2 separate regions of the Homo sapiens genome follow, and region 1 is linked to region 2. A link is a loop called in an ENCODE intact Hi-C map of the cell type or tissue named here. Cell type or tissue: heart left ventricle. All regions are shown on one strand.

Region 1 (8,000 bases), 390 kb after region 2:
AGTTGTTAAGCAATTAAACCACTATAAATTTCCTCTTAGTTCTGAAAAAAAAAATTGGAGCAGATACATCTCTTCCAATCTAGGTACTGTTAAAAATGTGAGGCAGAAAGCTAACTGTAATTAAAGGGTAATGAAAAGTCTATTGTGAAATGATTATTATGTACTTGATGGGATTGGCAAGATCACTTTGCATAAGCTACCTATCCTTCCCATGGTGCTTGCTGTTCTGTGCTATGGAACCGAAAAATTGCTTAAAACGTTATAGGTGTATTATTTATTTAATTACATTATCATCTAAATATATGACCCAAGTGTCTAAAGGAAGATAAGCTACAAAAACATAAATTATTATTGCAATTACACAGTTAAAAATCAATTTAAATGGATTCTGAGAAGATGGTGGAGTACAAAGCACCAGGAACCTGTCTCTACACCTAGACAATAATTGCACTGGCAGCCTCTGTCTGATGGAACTGTTTTTAAATTCTAGAGTCTGTAGAAGGCTTGGAAAGCAATTTGAGATGAATTTCAGTCAATTTCAGCTATATTGTCATAGCAGCCACCCCTTCCCTGGCAGGCAGCTGAACATTTCTACTACAAGCAGCTTGCACACAGCTTACAGGAGCCATGGCTGGGAAAGGGGATCCTGTCATTGAAATATTGGGGATTTGTACTCTGAATCGTGCTTCTGATCCCACAGGTTTAGATGAAGAAGTGGATGGCCACTGTTCCCTCCATGTTGCAAGCTCCCCCTTCCTCAGCTAAAGTGACTTGCAGATAATTTAAAGGGTCAGTGCCCTTTTCCTCCCTGCTTCCTTCATTTTTTTCTTTTTTACCTTTTTGGAACAAGACTTTAAAGATAAGAATTTTCAAAGGAAATTTACATACAGAGAAAACTAGAAAGTGTCTGGATGTGCCTAGGAGAATGCACAAGCTCAGAAAAATTCTTAGAAAATCTTAAATTTATATCTCAGACAGATCTTTGGCACACAGCCTACAACAATAAATAAATCTAAAACAATAAATACATTAAAAAGAAGAAAATTCTGGGGAAGAAAGAGAATCTGGTTTTGAGTTACAGTATTAGATTTAACTGTCTAGTTTTCTTTAAAAATTTAACATGTATATGAAGAAATGGGAAAGCCTGGCCCATTCAAAGGAAAAGAGTAAATCAACAGAAACTGTCCCTGAAGAAGACCTGATATAAGATCTATTCAACAAAGGTTTTAGACGATTGTTTTCTAGTTTCTCAAAGAACTAAGGAAGATGTGAAGAACGTGAAGAAAAGCATGTATAAACAAGCATCCATAAAGAATTAGGAAACCTAAATAGAAACCAGAAAAAAATTCTGGAGCTGAAAATATAGCAACTAAAATGAAAAGTTCACTAGTGGGATTCAAATGCAGATTTTAACAGGAAGAAAAAAGAATCAGTGAACTTGAACCTAAGATAGTAGTAAATCATGAAGCCTCAGGAACAGAAAGAAAAATGATTGAACAAAAGTGAACCAAGTCTACATGATTTGTAGAATACCATCAAGAGTTCCAACACATGCATTGTGGGATCTCCAGAAGGAGAAGAAGCAGAGAAAATATTTGAAAAAATAATGGCAGAAAACTCTCCCAATTTAATAAAAGACATGAATCTTAACATCCAAGAGTCTCCACAAACTCCAAGTAAGATGAACTCAAAGAGACACATACCTAGACACTTTACAATCAAACCTTTAAGAGCCAAAGAGAGAATTTTGAAAACAGCAAGAGAACAGCAATGAATCACATACAAGAGATCCTTAGTACAATTGTTTGCAGCTATTTTTATCAGGAACATTGAGGCCAGAAGGTGGTAAGCTAATATATTCAAAGTGCTAAAAGAAATAAGCTGCCAACCAGTAATCCTATATCTGGCTTAGCTCCTTCAAATAAGGGAGAATTAAGACATCCACACATAAATAAAATCTGTGGGAATTTGATACCTGCTCACCTGCCCTGCTAGAAATACCTAAGGGAGCTCTGCAGGGTGAAAAAAGGTTACTAGACAGTGACTGAAAGCTATATAAAGAAATAAGAATCTCAATAAAGGTAAATGCAAGGACATTGTAGCTCCACTTTTTAATTTCTACATGATAAAAGCTCAATTATCATAACTTTGGTTTGTAACTCCACATTTCGTTTTCCATATAACTTACGGAAACTACTTCATTTGAACTAAATATGAGTTTATATTTTGGGGTACAGAATGTAAAAAGATGTAATTTTATGACATCAACAACCAAAAGGGTAGGTGGAGCTGTTAAAGAGCAGAATTTTGTATGTGATTGAAGTTGGTAGATATCCAAATTAGAGGGTTTTTTTGTTTTGTTTTGTTTTTTTTTTTGAGACTCTGTTGCCAGCCTGGAGTGCAGTGGCGCGATCTCGGCTCACTGTAACCTCCACCTCCCGGGTTCAAGCGATTCTCCTCCCTCAGCCTCCCAAGTAGCTGGGAATACAGGCATACGCCCCCACGCCCAGATAATTTTTGTATTTTTAGTAGAGACGTGGTTTCACCGTGTTAGCCAGGATGGTCTCGATCTCCTGACCTCGTTATCTGCCCGCCTTGGCCTCCCAAAATGCTGGGATTACAGGCATGAGCCACCGCACCTGGCCCAAATTAGAGAGTTTTCAGTTGAGGATGTTAAATGGACTTCCTATGGTATCCACAAGGAAATAGTACTGATTATATATATAAGAAAATGAAAAAATAATTTAAACTTTTCACTACAAAATATCAACTACCCACAAAGACATAGTTACGCAAGAAATGACAGACAAAAAAGCTCTAAGGCATATAGAAAACAAATAGCAAAATGAAAGAAATAAAGTTTCTCCTTACCAGTAATTTATTTCAACTTTACAAAGACATAGTTAAAAATAAAAAATTTATACATTTAAGAGATGCAGCTTGATGATTCGATATATGTGTACATTGTGAAATATTGCCACAATCAAGTTAACTAACATATCCATTACCTCACATGGCTACTATTTTTTTTGTGTGTGTGTAGTGAGAACACATAAAGCCTCTTAAATTTTGCGAAGACACTCTTAGCCAATTTTAAGTATACAATACAATATTGTTAACTATAAGCATATTGTTCTGGCAATATACAAAAATGATTTCCAGAACTTATCTTGCCTAAGTAAAATTTTGTACCCCTTTACTATGTAAGTATTACTTTAAATGGAAATGAATTAAATATCCAATCAAAAGACAAATATTGGCAAAAGTACAAAATCATGATAACTGTATGCCTTCTATAAAAGACTCACTTTAGAAAGACACAAATACATTGAAATGAAAATATGAAAGAAGATATGCTAATAGTAACCAAAATACAGCAAGATGGATATACAAATATTAGACAAAACAGACATTAAATTTAAAAAGGTTACGATATATAAGGAAGAAAATTATATTTTAATAAAAGTTTCAGTACAATAAGGAGATACAACTAAATACTTACATTTGATAAGACAGGGATGAATCTTGAGGATATTATCCTAAGTGAAATAAGTACCCAAAGAGAAATACTGTATAATTTTAGTCATATGAACTACTTAGAGTATGCAAAATCAGACAGAAAGCAGCATGGTGGTTCCCAGGAGTGGAGAGGAAGATAGAATGGGCATTTGTGTTTCATGGGTATAAAGCTTCAGTTTTACAAGATGGAAAGAATTACGGAGATGAATGTTGGAGATGGTTGTATAACATTATGAATGTATTTAATAACACTGCCCTCTATAGTTAAAATGATGAAGTGGTAAATTTTATGCTATGTGTATTCAACCACAATTTAAAAATTAGAAAAAATCAATTTAAACCTCATCTTGTGTATGGGTATAAACATGTTGGTTTATATAAGTCTTGTTCTAAATACATGAGTTAATATTTTTTTAAATGGCAATTTACAATGTTTGAAAAGCATTAAGTATTCATTAAGTGCTATTATTGTGTTATATGTTTTAAATATAGATGTACAGTTCAATACTCAGATGCAAAAATGAGTTTATTTCTCATATCCAAGCCCATTCTTGTTCCACTATCTTAGCTTATTCTTAGACATAAGAAGAGACTTTGAACTTCACTGAATGTACCTTTCTCTCTCAAGTCTGTGGCTCCCTTTACTGGGAACACTCTTTCACCTGGCTGTCACCTAAACTGAAAAACCAGTGTGTTCTTAGAAGTGTCCTATGGCCTTCAGCATTTATATTTGACTTCCCTTTCTGATTATTCCATAGTGTATATGTTTCTGAAATTATTTTATATTGCAGTATTAAATGTAACGGAGTTTTTTTTTTTTCCCCTTTTCAGTCAGTAAGATTTTGAAGACTGGAATATTATCTCTTACAGTTGTATCTTTAGTATTTAGCTGAATGCCTAGAAAAACATAGCAGTTAAATCAATATTTGTTAAATGCATGAAGATTAAACAACGATCATGTATGTACTTCCCCTCATCTTTTTCTTGCCTACTCTATTGCATATGATGGGAGATTAAATTGAAAGTGTAGTAAAAAATCAATATGCTTAATGAAAACTGTTATTAAAGAAATTGAATCTAGAAATTGTTGAACTGTGCTAGGTTTAAATGATTGATTGCCAATAAACATCAGTTGATTGATAATTCTGCATGTGGCTACTGTAAGAAAATAAAATCTTCAGCAAAATTTTAAATAAGATAGTCCAGAAAAATTGAACAATGCATAACTGCAAATATAAGAACCACCATTACGTGACTTGTTATTTGCACATTTAAAAATTATTGAGTACCTACCATGTGTCAGTACAGTGCAAACATCATAACACAAAGTTGAATTGGTAAAGGTCCTTTGCACAGAGTTTGTAGTCCAGAGAAGAAAAGTGAGAACAGTCAGTTTTATTCTGATGTAACAAGTACTTTAGTTTTTTGATGAGGAACTTTAAAAAAAAAAAAGAGTAAGTTCAGGCACAAGAGGCGTTTGTTTACTTTTGAAGGACACACTGGATTTAGGTAGATAAAAATGACAAGAGAAGGTTTTTCAGTAGAGAGGGAGAGAAGAATGTATTCAAGAACAGTAGTAATGGTTGGGTACGGTGGCTCAAGCCTGTAATCCCAGCACTTTGGGAGGCCAAGGAGGGCAGATCAGATGAGGTCAGGAGTTCAAGGCCAGCCTGGCCAATGTGGTGAAACTCTATCTCTACTAAAAATACAAAATTAGCTGGGTGTGGTGGCCCATGCCTGTAATCCTAGCTACTCTGGAGGCTGAGGCAGGAGAATCACTTGAACTCGGGAGGTGGAGGTTGTAGTGAGCCGAGGCCGCACCATTGCACTGCAGCCAGGGCAATAAGAATGAAACTCTGTCTCAAAAAAAAAAAAAAGAACAGTAGTAATAAAACAATGGAATCAGAGAACAGCTTGTGTTATGGAGAACTTGCAGTAAAGTGTGAACATGGGAGAATAGTAGGAAGAATTAATAGAGAAATAAGTTTTCTAGAATAAGCTAAAGAGTTTATTTTTTTCTCAGAAAGCTAGAAGAAGCCATTAAGGGATTTTAAAGGGAAAGTGAAATGGTCACATGTAAATTTTATGAAGACCTCTCTGGTTATAATATAAAGTGCAGGTTGAAAGCGAAGGAGAAGTCTCCATAGGCAAGGATAGTTTGAAGGTGAGAAATGACAGGCCTTAAACTAAGGCAGCTACAGTGGAAATAAGAGGACATAATGAATTTGAGATAAATGAAAAAGTTAAATTCACAAGATTTTGTGACAGATTAGATTTGAGGATAAAATGAGGGTTAAAACTTAGCCAGACTTGGTTTTCTAGCTATACCTACGTTAACTAAGAAACACTGCAAGTACATAGGGTTTAAGATAAAAATATTTCTAGTAATTTTGCATATTCAAATAAAAAAATTTGAGACTCAAAAGGCAAATTGCAAGTAGAACTTAACTTTGGAATTTCTCAGGGTAAACATAGCAGTTGTAGCCATGAGCTCAGAAAGATAATGCCAAAAAAAAAATTAGAAACACATGCTTTATACATTTAAAAATAAATATGAATAGATATTTAGCCAAAATTATTATTTAAAGAAAGTCATGATAAAATTATGTTTCTATGTTAATATTCCTTATGAACATGTAAATAATATTTTAAAAAACGATTTTAGAAACTAAACTTAAAATTACCAGTTACACAAACTCCTTTGTAAATATTTCTGCCACTCACTTACACGTGGACATTGTATTTTTATATATTGTTATCTTCACCAATAAGTTCCAAAATAATATGAATAAAGACCTTTAAAAATACGTTTTAAATTACTGATTTTAAGACTTGTTTGTGAAGTGAATTACAATATGCAGTACTCTAATAAATCAGGAGTAAAAAGTTATTTAGAAAGAATATTCATTTTAAAACAGTGCACTGTTTGACAATACTTATGATTACATGCCATGTCTCTAATTTAATAATTACTATTGAACCTACACGACCTGCGTTAGTTTTTTGTATTTAGGCAGAAAATTAATGCATGTTCCATGTTTTATATTTGTGACAGAAATCCAACTTCCTCAGCTATGCCAATGCTCCCTGCTTTATTTGGCTTAGAAGCTTTTGGATCATAAATATTCTCTGATTCCACTTGGATTTTAAGAGCCACAATGTCCTCAGGCCTATATTAAAAATGAATCAGTGATAAAAATTATGCGGTGAATGATGTATTCTATTAAAAATATTAAATTTCTACGTTTTTAGTTGAAGTGGAATAAGAAGTGCATTATTTATAGTCTAGAGAAGAAAAAAGTCAATAGCTGTATTTTTAAATATCTGAGTTTGATGGTATCCTCTAATACACTCTATATTAAAAAATAACACTCTAGCTTTCTAAAATGTTAAAAAAAATTTTGCAGATTAAATTATTTTTATCAATGATATACAATTTGGGTTCTGTTAGCAATGAATAGCCTAAGGGGCAAAAACCCTTTCTCATATATTTGTATATATAATATATATATAATATATCATATATAATGTATATCATGTATAATATATATCATGTACAATGTATATCTCATATATATTTTTTCTAGCTCTCTCTCTATATATCTCATATATTATATATATTTATGCATGTGTATACACTTTAACTTTATACTTTTAAGTAGAAAAGTTGTATTTTCTCACTGCTTTAAATATTAAAAATTCAGCAGTTTAGTTAGAAGCCTCAACTATTAAAATCTCTGTCTCTGAAATCTAGATATGATTTGAGTATATTACTTATAATTTGAAGTATAGTACATATTCTGAAACCTTTTTTATAAGATATAATATTCTCTATTAAGAATGTAATGACATATAAAATCCAGACATATTATGAAAATTGCATTATGTTTTGATATATTTTCTCCCATTGCTAATTTTGCTAGCTAGCTATGCACTGCAGAAAATCTTTTTACAAACAAAAAATTATTATGGCAAGCTGCCACACCTGCAATTGAATTCTGGTTGAATTAAAATTATAATTTCAGTTGTTTATTATCTGTCTGTGTTTTTCTCTTCAACAGAATGCCTTGCTTTAAATATAGATCAACTGTATATGCTATGAGCCACTCCACATAACTTGCAGAAAGAGAATTACCATACAAATGATCATCTTTTAATCAGGTTACTATTGTTTTTATTATTACTATTTTTATTTGTTTTTGCAATTGAGTTGTATGAGTTCTTTATTTTAATAGTAACCTTTTATTAGATATACAGTTTGCAAATATTTTCTCTACTTCCATACATTGCCTCCCCACTTTTTGATTGTTTCCTTTGCTATGCAGAAACTATTTAGTTTGATGTATTCCCATTTACCTATTTTTGTTTTTGTTGCCTGTGCTTTTGGTGTCATATTCAAGAAATCACTGCCAAGACCAATGCCATGAGGCTTTTCCCTTATGTTTTCATTTAGGAATTTTACAGTGACAGGTCTTTATTTA
Region 2 (8,000 bases):
TCAAGCAATTCAAAGATTCCAAGTAATATAAATTCAATTATATGCGTCACAGGATCCTTGGGGTGTCACTTTTCTGGCCAGAAACCTCTGTGGCCAGTAGCACCTTTGCTCAAGTTTTTGTTCAGGCCCTCTAGGCTCATTCTGCAGATTCAGCCTGGCAGGCTTTGCTTGGCCCACACTACCCACCTGGATCCCACATCTGCCAAAGGCGAGCCAGGCAAGGAATGGCGAGGGGTGTCTGAGTGAGTGAGCATGGGGTCCAGCCACTGTGCACAGCCAGGCATGCTGGCTGCAGTGGGGCAGGAAGCTCCAGGCACCAGCACAGGTGCCAGCTCCTTGTGAGGCTACAGCTGGACCAGGAGTACTGCAATCAGCTTCCATGGCTAGCACTGGAGAACAAATGGCACCCAGAAGCCAGGAGCCACAGAGCCCCAGAGAGGGTGTCACAGCCCTGGGTTGGAGAGCTCCTAGGTCTGGGATCCCCAAGAGGTTGCAGCTCTTCTCTCCTTCTCTCTTCTCTCCTTCTCATTGCCTGCGAAATGGTGAGCAAGGTGTTTCAGCCCTGTTTGTATTACATCTCTTTCAGCCCTGCCATTCAGTGGGTCCGAAGTTCTTGTCCTGCCTCCACAAAGAATGAGGTATACAGACAAGTAAGGGCTGAGCAAGGTGAAAAGGTGCTTTATTGAGACACAGAACAGCTCAGAGGACACCGACAGTGAGAAGCTCCTCTCCGTAGGCAGGTCATCCATTTGACTGCTCAAGTCTGGCTGAGTCCAGGGTTTTTATGAGCTTCAGAGTGGAGGAAGTGTGTGCTGATTGGTCCATGGGCAGTCATGGGCGGGCCCAGAAAAAGCACCATAAGTTCTAACTCAGGTCCATGAACTGACAGCTCAGCCCCCAGGCTTCAGGCCATCCCTGCCTTGAAGGTGGGGCTTCACCAGAGACCTGCTCCTTTCCAGCCAGGAGCCTGTTTCCTGCTGCCATTAGCCTGCCATCTACAGTGCCATAGTGCCCAGGCTATTCCTGCTGATGGGTGCCTGCAGGCCCACACTGAGCCGCCATTAGCTCTCCCTCAGCTTCCCCATGCTCGTTGGTGCTGAAAGTCCGGAAGAAGCTGAGGCAGCAGGGGGCTGGTGTGTCAGCACTGCCCCAAGCACGTGCAAACCTGGCCAGGTCACGACAATGCTCATGCTTGGCCACAACTTTGCTCTAAAATTGGATCAGGTGCTAGGAGTGGGGAGAGGCCAGGCAGCAGGAGCAGACACTTCTGAGCCTGTTGGGGAAATGGGGCTTCTCAGGCCTCTGAGACTGCAGAGATGCCTGGGTTCCCAGCTGTCACTGGGCAGCTGCAGCTCCACGTGGGAGGGCGGGACTGCTGCCCCTCCAACTTGGAAGTGAGCAGGGCTTCCACCTGTTCCCAGTTCCTGTGGGCTCATGGAACTCGCAGCCCCCACTGCACCTCCCTTACTGCAGCTGGCATCATGGCAGCAGCCACCCCAGACAGGAAACTGCTGTTATCATATTTACACATTGACAGATTTTAGTCAAGCTTTCAAAAGCCAAAAACAGAGACCTTTGAAAGCATCATGAGAAAGGAACTCATGACATACAAAGGATTCACAATAACACTAACAGCAGCATTCTCACAAGAACTGGACACCAGAAAGCCGTTGTTTTTGAATGACATATTCAAATTGTTGAAAAAGAAAAAGACCATCATCAGGTTGGGGGCAGAAGCTCATGCCTATAATCTCAGCACTATGGGAGGCCATGACAGGAGGATTTCTTGAAGCATAGGGATTTCAGACCAGCCTGGACAACATAGCAATACCTCATCTCTACCAAAAAAATAAAAAATGAAAAATAACCAGGCATGGTGGCACATGCTTGTAGTCACAGCCAATTGAGAATCAGAGGTGGGAATTTTGCTTGAGCCTAGGTGTTCAAGGCTGCCCAGAGTTATTATGGTGCCACTGCACTCTATCTTGGGTGAAAGAATGAGAAAGGAGAGGAGAGGAGAGGAGAGGAGACGAGAGGAGACGAGAGGAGACGAGAGGAGAGGAGGGGAAGATCATCACCTAAAATAATTACACCCAGCAAAAAAAAAATCCCTCAAAAAATACAGTTTTATGTAGATATAAATATTGTAATCCCAGAGCAATCATGAAGAAAATATCTCACAATATATATTAAAAGGAAAAACAAGGAAAATAAAATGGAGAACTAAAAAGTGTTTATTTTACGTAAAAGAAGGCAGAAATAGAAATAGGAGAAAATTTAAAATAAACGTGAGATATATATATATATGTATACACACATATGTAAACATTTATAAAATAATACAACTAATCTTAATTTATCAGTAATTTTATTAAATGTAGATTTGTTGAACGTTCCAATCAAAAGATATGTATTGAAAGAAAGAGAAAAAATATCCAATTATATGTTATGTATGAGGACACACTTTATATAAAAGGCACAAGTAAGTTAAACGTTAAAGGGTAGAAATTAATATATAATTCAAATGGTAACCAAAAGACACCTAGAATGGCTTATTAATAACAAAAAATACAATTTGAGAAAAAAATGTTATTAGAGAGAAGGAAAGACATTTTAAGTGATAAAGTGGTCAAAATATTAGGGAGAGACAACAATTACAAACCTATAGGATCTAATAAAGCTTTAAAATGCATGAAGCAATAACTGAGAGAACTGAAGGAAAACATAGATAGCTTAACGGTAATAACTGGAGACTCAAATATCCACCTTTTAATAAGGGGTAGAACAAATAGGCAGAAGACAGAAAAGATAATAAAAGACTGGAATTAAACTGTAAACAATATATGCCTAATAGATATTATATCCATACACCAACAGTTAACAATCGAAAAAAAAAAAGTCATTCCACTCACAATAGTGATGCAGCTTCCATGACTGCAGGAACACCAGAGTCCTTAGTTTTGTGCCATTAGGAGTAATGACACAGACACATGTGGAGTGGTCGTTAAGAAGTAAAAAGTTTAACAGGCAAGAAAGAAGAAAGACAGAAGAAAACAGAGACAGAGGGACAGGGGCTCAGAACAAAGAGGAACCCTGTGTGCAGCGGAAAGGCAGTCCATTATATCCGGAAGCTGGAGAAGGCAGTGTCTGGTTTGCATAGGGCTCAGGGGATTGGTTTGACCGGATGTGTCGTTCACGTAGCCGAAAAAACCTTGCCCTCCCACCCTAGCCTTTAATATGCAAATACAGGTCAACATGATGTTTTGAACACATGGCGTTACGTGGGGGCAGCCATGACACTTGGTACACCAGGTGACAAGGAGAAGATGGTGGGAATCACCATGTTGGGTAGACCCAGTTTCTATTTTCCGGCATTTGCGTATCAAAGTTTGCCGGTCTAGCTCTTTAAGCCAACTTTTTTTTAGTTTCCACCGAGAACGTTTACCCCATCTAGCTGCCTAAAATAATTTCTTAATAACTCCTGTATTATTCCCCCCTCAAAGAGAAGTAGGTCTAATTATTGTTAGGGGGTGTTGGATGACGATTCTTTCTGGCTACTTCCTGCTGAAAAGGGGTGTTGTGTAGGGGGTTCAGCAGTTTGGCCTTCTGAGGTTTATCTAAGGGTTCTCAGAATAATGCTGTGTCCATGTGTGGCTCTGCTCACAGCACCGTTTGGAGTTTGGCTACTTCTAGGTGAAAAGTGATAAATTCGACAAGAAGGTTTAAAATACAGGGTTTGAATACGAGCATTAAGATTACCACCATTAATAGGGGTCCTTTAGACTATAACTGACAGTTATAGTCTAACTGTTAGTTATACCAGTTAGTTATACCTGTTGACACCTGTTAGTTATACCAGTGGATTGCAATACTGGTTTGCCTCCACTAGATGCTGCTGTACATTACCAGAAACGTTAATATGAAAGTAACATTTTTCTTGAGAAACGCATACATTTCCCCTTGGCTTGCCACTAGAGAATAACCTTAGGCTTAGGCCATTTTTATAACTTGTAATATGATTGGGAGAGATACGTTATTGGGTGGCTAAAATAACTTTAGCATTAATTTTGACAATTCCTTTTCTTTAATTATTGAATTGTTTTATGACTTGTATAGACTCTGTTACAACATACTTAAACGTTTTTACTTGTTTTAAATACTCATTCTTTAAACAACCAGTCATTTCTTTTTAGGACAAGTATTTACCATACAAAATTTTTCCTTACATAAAATTTCTTTCTTTACAACATTTTTTTCATAGCTTAGAGTGCATTATACTGCCAAACTTCAGTAAAAAATCTTATTAAACTTAATGATGGTAAAACTTTTATGCTTATTTCTTATCAGTAACTATTACTTCTGCTATAAGCAAAACAATCTGGATTAATTTTTTCTGCAATTATTAATCCTGTTATAAGGATAATAATCAGGCAAAATATTACAGCAATTAGAATTTTATAACGAGAATTTCACATTGTAGGTGCCACAGTGTATAGTTCTATTGCAAATAATAGCGTGACTATAATCATTCCCACAAGAGTGGCGTAGTAAATAATTTTTCTCTAAAACTTTACTTGCCAATATATAACATTTTCCTTTGGGGATTTAAAAAGTTACAAATGTGATCCTATGTATATTTGAAAATCTCCTATAAATATGTGTTAAAAAGAAGTTGTAATATTTGGTGGTGAATTTGAGAGGAAAGGGTAGAAACAATAAAATATTTGGTGAGGTAGGAGTGGGACTGAGTAAGATGGGTAGCCCTTAGTTACTTATTTTTTATGATTTTCAGCTTAAGATCTTCTATTTTTTTACACTGATATTCAAGACGTTCCTCTGGGCTGTCAGAGGTTGCTCCCAAGCTCTTCGGGCTTGACTTGAGGGTGATGTATCCAGGAGTCGATTCCTGTAATTTTTACTGAGGGGGTTGAAAGAAAAACAGTGTAAGGCTCTTCCCAGGTTGGGTTAGGGGAGGAGACAGAGATGAGAGTTTACACTAATACCAAATTTCCTGGGTTAAATACAGGTGGTTTCTGTTGGAAGTGAGCTAGAAAGTTTACATGCTTAACCAATTTAGAGGCTTCCTGCCTGAAAACAATCTCTGAGCACATTGAAGTTTTATCCTTTCCCAAGTGAAAAGCTAGGTGAAGGATTTTAAGGACTTTCCATTGGCTGGAGGCTGGCAAATAGTGTTTGTCATCCTGACTGTAGCCATCCTAAGGGCTTAAAAGAATGCCTTTGACAAGTGGCCTATTTTATTTTTGTAAGGGATACTGAGGTTTAATTTTTCTTACGGAGCCTTCCTAGATTAGAAGGGGCTTGAACTGTACTAACGCTTTGAGGCTTTTTGCCTCTGACTTATCTGCCTGATTAGCTAATCTATTTCCTTCAGCTACCTTATTTGTTTCCTTTTGATGTTCCTTACAACACATCCCTGATATTTCTCATGGAAGAAAAACTGAGGATAATAAACGGTTAATTTCCTGGTGATATTTTATAGGAATTTATGGGTGATAAGAAAATGCCTTTCCCTTTAAATGGCAGCATGAGCACAGAAAATTAGGAAAGCATACTTGGAGTTAGTGTAACTGTTAGCTACCTTTCCCTTGCTTAATTTAAGTGCTTTTTTAAAGAGCAATTAGCCCAGCTAATTGAGTACTTCTGGCTGGGGAGAGATGTTATTTAGAGCGACTACTGCTTATCCCACCTTATGAATGCTTGCTTTACTAACTGTTTGTTAGCTAAGAGTTCCCCCTAGAGGACAGTGATCCTGCCACCTTATGTGGAGTGTAAACAGTTAAATTATGTCCTAGGGCTAATTTGGAGGCTTTTCTGACTAGTAGTGCTATCGTGACTATGGCCTGGAAACATGTGTAAATAATTGCAACTAACGTTGAGAAAAATATTGGATTAGAGTTTTTCCTGAGATGACCCTTACAGTCATGCTATGGGAAGAGGGGAGGCCTGGATTAGAGAGGAGAAAAGAGAGAGACCAGCTTTAGTGTTTAGAAGGAGGTTTACTTTCCTTCCTTTAATTTCCAGAATCACCTGGGGCTTCTGTGCTATAATGGCAGTTTGAGCCACTGGAACTGGGGCTTGAGCCCTGGGACCCATGAGTCCTGCTGAACCACCTGAGAGACTGGTTCTGAACCCAGTGATCTCTGTCTCTGGGGGCAGTTCAGTTTCCAGAGGTCTCCACCACAGGCTGGGCAGGTTTGAGGTGGCTTTGTCTTGCTGCCTGGGCATTCCTTTTTAAAATGCCCTGGTCTGCCACACTGATAGCAACTAGCAAATGCACCTTGGGGATCCTGGACTTTGCAAGCCTGCAAAGCTGCTACCAGAGGCTTTGTTCCTATCCTGAATGCTCTGCCTTTCCTTTGGGCCTCCTCCTGGTCCATATTATAAAGACCAAAGTAGCCACCTTCAGGAGGTCCCTTAAGGTGCTATCTGGTCCTGTAGCTTGCTTCTGTAGCTTCCTTCTAATATTGGGAGCTGCCTGTGTAATAAACTTGTCCTTCAGGATGAGCTGCTCCTTGACTGAATCAGGGGATAAGGATGTGTGCTCCATTAGTGCCTTTCTTAGCCTTTCCATAAAGGCTACAGGATTCTTATTTGGCTCTTGGCCTATTATACACAGTTTAGAATAATTGAGAGGTTTGGCCTTCCATAGGCCCTTTAAAATGGATAATAAAAAGTGCTTCCTTTTCCTTTTATTTTCTGGGCTATTGGGGTTTCAATCAGGGTTGTTTACTAGAACTGCTTCTCTCCCTATTGGGAATGGTGTTTCTGCTTTTTTCTGTCTTTTTTTTTTTTTTTTTTTTTTTGCTTTTCCTATCTGTTTTTTTCTCTTTTAGTGTATTATAGGAGATATATTGCATATCTCCAAAATTCTTTGCTGCTTGCAGAGCTGCCTGCTTTTTAGCTGTCATTAGGGTCTGGTTTAGAAGCAACGTAACATCCCTTTATGTGAGGTTAAACACCTGAGATCAATTTTGGAAAACTTCTGTATACCTATTATGGTCTTTAGGAAATTGGCCTAAGTTTCCTTTTATTTGCCTAAGGTTCTGTTATGAGAATGGAACTTGAGGGGGCCCCAAATAAGAGGGAATTCTTAGATGATTCCCCTGGAAGTTGCTTTTTTAATTATGGGGAACCATTCCCTCTGGGCCTACCCAAAACGATTGCTAAAAGAGCTGGATTGATCTTACAACACCTGCAAAGGTTTAGTAAAAATGCCATGCCCTTCTGCAAGAGCAAATTAGTCACTTTCCTCTTCAAATTCCTGAAGTTAAGGAAGTTCCAGTGTTTTAGACTGCACTTCAGAGGGTTGCAAGCTGAAGATAATCTGTTACTCATCTAGAAAAAGAAGTGAGAATAAAAGTGTCCTCTTAGTCTCCTTTCTTTCCGTGTAACCCAGAGCAGAGAAGAAGACAGGGAGAATTCTCTGACTGCTTCCCCTCCCTGGTTTCTGGATCCCGACACCATGTTAAATGTGCTGTCCATGGTTGAAGGCGTGGTCCTGCAAGCCATGGAACTGGATGAACTAGGTGATGGGGCTAACCACGCTTACCCACACAACCTTAGCTTATCTGCCTTGTGTGATTCCCCTTTGACTTCCTAAACCTGTGGATTTGCCTGGCTCCCCAAAAAATGGATCTCCAGAGAGACTGTGTCGCCTTTGGGCAAGACTCCTTTAACAGAGACAATGTGCTAGATTGCCTGCTGTTATGGCCCATGCTAAAGCATTTATCCTTTAAACAAATGCTTTTGGATAACTTCCGAACTTAAAATCCCCTTATTAATTAAGTACTGTTTTAACTGGAGACAGATTTAAGTGCATTAAAAGAACATAGGAACCGAATGGCCATTTTCCTGCTGATGGGACAATATTGAGACTAAATTCTGGCTATGTAAGACATATGTAAAGCCTTCCCATTCACAGAAGTAGCATAGATCCTACTTTCCAGTAGAATAGCTCAAAAAGGAAAAGTTGGAAAGCT

The links. Hi-C counts contacts between places; a loop is a spot of excess contacts. Peaks named below come from ENCODE experiments on the same cell type or tissue, not always from the same donor. Only the 100,000 strongest peaks of a DNase experiment are listed, where the experiment ranks them.
Region 1: a loop joins it to region 2, with 4 times the contacts of the local background. A loop is called at or near these places in 5 of 110 quality-filtered maps.

The regions. Positions count from the first base shown.
Region 1 is chr4:161,639,145-161,647,144 of GRCh38, forward strand. The region is part of intron 7 of FSTL5 (follistatin like 5); the gene reads right to left. Among named protein-coding and RNA genes, the nearest start is that of FSTL5-AS1, 380 kb to the right of the region's middle. In heart left ventricle, a CTCF peak has its summit at 3,869; no DNase peak of the experiment used is centred here.
Region 2 is chr4:161,248,850-161,256,849 of GRCh38, forward strand. LOC105377515 (a long non-coding RNA gene) reads right to left here and starts at 3,353. Exons shown (of 3, transcript XR_939409.1): 1 at 2,913-3,353. RefSeq lists an enhancer at 763-932 and a silencer at 3,896-3,945. In heart left ventricle, a CTCF peak has its summit at 3,874; no DNase peak of the experiment used is centred here.